Regions from separate parts of the Homo sapiens genome. Here region 2 is linked to region 1. Evidence: chromatin loops called from intact Hi-C (ENCODE). Cell type or tissue: gastrocnemius medialis. All regions are shown on one strand.

What was found. Peaks named below come from ENCODE experiments on the same cell type or tissue, not always from the same donor. Only the 100,000 strongest peaks of a DNase experiment are listed, where the experiment ranks them.
Region 2: a loop joins it to region 1, with 4 times the contacts of the local background. A loop is called at or near these places in 10 of 110 quality-filtered maps.

Annotation. Positions count from the first base shown.
Region 1 is chr6:149,409,548-149,412,047 of GRCh38, forward strand. TAB2 (TGF-beta activated kinase 1 (MAP3K7) binding protein 2) reads left to right here. Exons shown (of 7, transcript NM_001292034.3): 7 at 30-2,060. The coding sequence ends at 172. Among named protein-coding and RNA genes, the nearest start is that of SUMO4, 11 kb to the left of the region's middle. In gastrocnemius medialis, no CTCF peak of the experiment used is centred here; a DNase peak (open chromatin) is centred at 1,246; H3K27ac peaks cover 2,327 bases.
Region 2 is chr6:149,337,934-149,340,433 of GRCh38, forward strand. All of the region lies in intron 1 of TAB2 (TGF-beta activated kinase 1 (MAP3K7) binding protein 2), which reads left to right. Among named protein-coding and RNA genes, the nearest start is that of TAB2, 21 kb to the left of the region's middle. In gastrocnemius medialis, no CTCF peak of the experiment used is centred here; no DNase peak of the experiment used is centred here; H3K27ac peaks cover 1,228 bases.

The DNA of each region.
Region 1 (2,500 bases):
TTATAAAATAATTTTTTTCTTTCTTACAGATCAAAGGTCCATCATCAAAACACCAAAGACTCAAGACACAGAAGATGATGAGGGAGCTCAGTGGAATTGTACCGCCTGTACTTTTTTGAACCATCCAGCCTTAATTCGCTGTGAACAGTGTGAGATGCCAAGGCATTTCTGAGCCAAATGGCCCTGTATCTTCTCTAAAACCACATCTAAAGTTCAAGAAACTAGTCTGTCATCGGGAAAAAGTTTCACTGCTACATAGGATTTTGTCAAATTGAAGGTGTGACAAGATGGTGTTCTGCTAATGTTAAATGTCAGCCCACAGAGCTAATAATACCTCAGTATAATGTCATGAGCAGTTGAAATTCATCACATGAAAAGTAATCTGCTGAAAGACTTGGTTGCCCACTGCCTAACTGTGTACAGTGTTACCAGTGTCCCATTATGGATAATTCTCAATATGTTAACACCTAGGTGTTCCCAATACCTTTTTCCCCTCATGTCACTACTGAATTTTGACAGGAGGAAGGAATAGAATGATAGCTTGTTTTATTTGTAAAGCTTTCAGTGAAACACTACATACACGAAGAAAAGGAACAAGGTTTAACTATTTAAGAACCATTTGCTGCCGCATAGTGCCATTGGATAGGGAAGAACTTCAGAAATCTGTGGTACTCTTGGCCTTGTCTTTGTCTTCCCTGAACGTGTCTCCACTCTGTGAAGCCAGCATCTAGGGGCTAAAGATGCAAAGGAAAGCAGCATGCATTGTCTGTACAAATGTGCAGCGAAATACCCCAAAGCTTTTCCTACTGTACAGATCTCTCGAGTCTGCTTTAAGTGATTTCTTTTCTTCTTGATTATTTTCTTATATTTCTATATGTATAGTGTAATAGCCTTTTGTTAACTAATTTTCTTTTTTCCTTTTAGTAATTAAGCACGATCATGTCCCTTTTTAAGCCTTACCTGAGAGGAACAATGCCTTAAAATAAAAAAGCATTAATGAGATGAAAGTATGCACAGAATAACTTTCCTCTACTTATTCTGTACTTTGCCCTCATGAGTTCCAATGTTGTGTGAAGACAGGCAGATGCTGCACAGTGAATTGCAGATGATATTACAGAAGTGATGTCTGTAGGTCACATTAAATACTGACTTGAGCAGTGGGTGACACAACACAGTGTTTGTCTTCCACAGGGAAGCTTAAAACAAAAGATATTTTTAACCCACTGACAGAACAACAAGGTTAAGCTTCATCTGCTTGGTGTCCCACAGAACTTGCACAAGCAGTTGTTATTGGGAAAGTACAGTCTCAAAACCAGCAACAGCAGCAGTACCTACAGCCCTTTTTTTGGAGAGAAGTTTAAATGCTTTACTGTTGGGGCAGTCCATTTCTAATCCTGACTTGGTGACAGTATCATGTGTATTTATAAAACAAGGCTAGCCATATTTAGGACAACTGAAGAAAAGCTGGAAAAAAAAACAAGCAAACTTGAACACTGAAGCAACCTCAAGCATCTCTTTATTTTGATGATATATTTTTGTAAGGAAAATATTCAGATGATCAGGAATGTATATAACTGAAATCAAGAAAAAGAACAGTATGCATTTAAAAAGACAGAATTATGAAATTATATGAGTGCTTAGAATGGGGCTAAGGGAAGTGCTGAAATAGAGCAAAGGATGGAAGATAATATAGACTACCACCCACTGTAAATGTTTGCAAGTGGCTGTGTTTTAAATGGGATTATTACAGTTGATCTCTATGAATGTCAGAGCCCTAACTTTCAGGCTTTGCATTTTGTATATGGGAAGAAATATGACAATCCTAGGTAATTAAACCATAGACCCAAAGCCCTTACGTTTGATGCAATTTATTTTTAAAATAGGCCTTGTTTTTCAGCTTCATCTGCAGTTCTATGTGAAGATTGATAAATCAGTTTTTACTTGTTTTATTAATAAAACGTAATTTGGATATCTTGAGTTGATGGTTTTGTGATTTAGCTGGGTAAACTATCTTTGTAACAGATAAGTTATTTATAAAAATTAAAAAACTTATATTCTAATGTGGATTTTGTGACTTGTTTTCAGTTTGTGGGACAGGAGATAATTTATACATCAGCAGATCATTTAAGCATTAATGGAAATCAGGGAAAACTTCTTCTCTAGAGTCTCCTTGTGACATTGTGATACTCAGCTGCATTTCTTGGACTGTTTTTATCAATTTCCCTAGACTTCTTTTTTCATAGTTTATGATAGTTTTCCCTTTTATTTCCTTTGGATTTTTCAAAATTTACCGCATTGTTAAAGACAAATGTGATTTATTGGACCATTTAACCTGAAGTAAACATTTAGTTAATATTTGTTCTGTCCCTTGATGTGTAATGCAGGTCATGAGGATGGTGGTGCTTCTCTTGAAGAGAACTTTTATATTTACAGTTTTCAAAAAATTACAAAAACTCAGGTGTTTTTCTCAGCCTGAAAAGAACAAAGTAGTATTTGCTGA
Region 2 (2,500 bases), 72 kb before region 1:
AGCTGAGATGCATGGAGTCAGGTAAGAGAGAGTATCAGGAAGAAAGTTAAGTATAGGGTGCCTAAATTAGGATTCCTAGAATAATATTATACAGGTCCACAATGCTTTATCTGAAACCCTGAGGCCAGCTGTGTTTTGGGATTCAAACATTTTTGGATTTGGGAAAGGTAACGTGTATATTGTATATTACATAACTCTCCCAGCAAGGTCTGAGGTATCATCCTGTAACTAGACACTAGTATCTCTGCAGTGAAGGTGAAAATATTCACAGTAAGTGGGCTAAATCAAGCCTGTAAATAACCTTACATCGGTTCAACTCAGATTTTTGCCACCACCAAATGAGTTTCCATATGAAGCTTCGTGGAAAAATCTTGTCCTGACATTTTATTTCAGAACTATGGAAGTAATTGTGGACTGTATTGACTGTAATAACCATTGAGGAGAGTCTTAGAAGTTGTATTTTAAGGAATGTTAATTACAAAATGGATGCGATTTCAAGGAGTTGGGTAAAGGTAAAGAAAGAGAAGAGAGAAGAGTTAAGGTAACTTCACTTTGCAGGCTGAAAAGAAATTGCTATTTCTGACAAAAATGGAAAGTTGAGGAGGGAAACTAGTATTGGAAGAGTTTAAGTTTAAACATAAGTACAATTAAGATGAAACAACATATTTTTGCTTCACATGAAAGCTTGGAAGTTGTTGGAGTGTAAAATTTCCTTTTAAAATGAAACCTAGAAGGAGCTTAACAGCAACCTACAAGGAGCCTAACAGACTGATGTTGATTGAGATCTTAGTGTTTCTGAATTGATAACAGAAATTATCGATTGGAAAGGTGTGCCTAAATAAGTGAAGGTTGTGATCCTACTCATGGAACCAAACCTGGAAAACAGAATAAAAGGGGTAGAGTGAGATAATTCACCTTGTAGCAGGATTCTTTTCTGTATGGTTGAATCATTCCTATGGCTATATTTATTATAACGTGAATATATTTAGAGTAGTAATTGTTCAGCAGCAATGGGAGCTGCCATGTGCCAGGCACTGTTCTAAGTGCTGTAGCAAGCAGTCCGTGCTGTTTCTGTCTTTTGGACTGGGTCAGGACATCAACTCACGTGGGAAGCACAGATAGCGTAATTTTGTTAGAAAATCTAGGATATGACCGGGCACAGTGGCTCACGCCTGTAATCCCAGCCCTTTGGGAGGCCGAGACGGGCGGATCATGAGATAAGGAGATCAAGACCATCCTGGCCAACATGGTGAAACTTGGCTCTACTAAAAATACAAAACTTAGCTGGGTGTGGTGGCACGCGCCTGTAGTCCCAGCTACTTGGGAGGCTGAGGCAGGAGAATCGCTTGAAGTGGGGTTGCAGAAGCGGAGGTTGCAGTGAGCCAAGATCACACCACTGCACTCCAGCTGAGTGACAGAGTGAGACTCCGTTTCAAAAAAAATGAAAAAAAGAAAAAAAATCTAAGATATAATTAATGCATAAATATGTAGGATTAAGTAGGTTTTAACTTTTTTGTCTGCCATTCTGTAATTTTTAAATCCACTTTAATAAATGGACTCATACATTGACACTGTCATATAAGTAAACTCTCTTAGAAATAGGGATAAGTGTTTTTTAACAGGAAAGAAGCACGGCCCAATAATTAATCTTTTTTATTTATTTATTTATTTATTTTTTTTTTTTTTTGAGACGGAGTCTCTGTTGCCCAGGCCAGAGTGCAGTGGTGCGATTGCAGCCCACTGCAACCTCCACCTCCCAGGTTCAAGCGATTCTCCTACCTCAGCCTCCCTAGTAGCTGGGACTACAGGTGTGCACCACCACACCCAGCTAATTTTTGTACTTTTAGTAGAGACGGGGTTTTACCATGTTGGCCAAGCTGGTCTCAAACTCCTGACCTCACTCAGGTGATCCACCCGCCTCAGCCTCCCAAAGTGCTGAGCCACCATGCCCGGCCTCAATAATTACTCTTGAAATTTGTTTAATTGCTCTGTTCATATTTACTGTATATAAATGTAGGCATTTACTTTACGATTCATAAGTAATAATGCTAATTTTTTGTGTTAAACTTTTATTCAGATTCTACTGACATATTATTTGAACTTTATGTTTTTCTTCTATTAAATAAGGGTGTTGGACTAGATAATCTATAAGGCTCCTTTCAACATCAAATCTATGATTCGGAATCTTTTAAGTTTCATCAAGTAGAATAAAAAGCTTAAACTACAATTTAAAGGAGATTCTCCTTAGATTATGCTGTGAGTGTAAATAAGATGCCAGAGGAACAAGTGAGAGAATGAATGTTATAACTTTACACCTACATCCTTTTGGCTAACATTAATAAGAGGCATAGAAATAAGAATTCTAAGAAACTAGAATGCAGAGTGTTGACCGGAAAAGAAGTTTTCAGAAAGAAAATTATTAGTAACGTCAAGCTAGTACAATAAAGAAGGAACCTTGGACATGAGGTTAGACAGCTACAGATACATTTCTGGTTTTAAC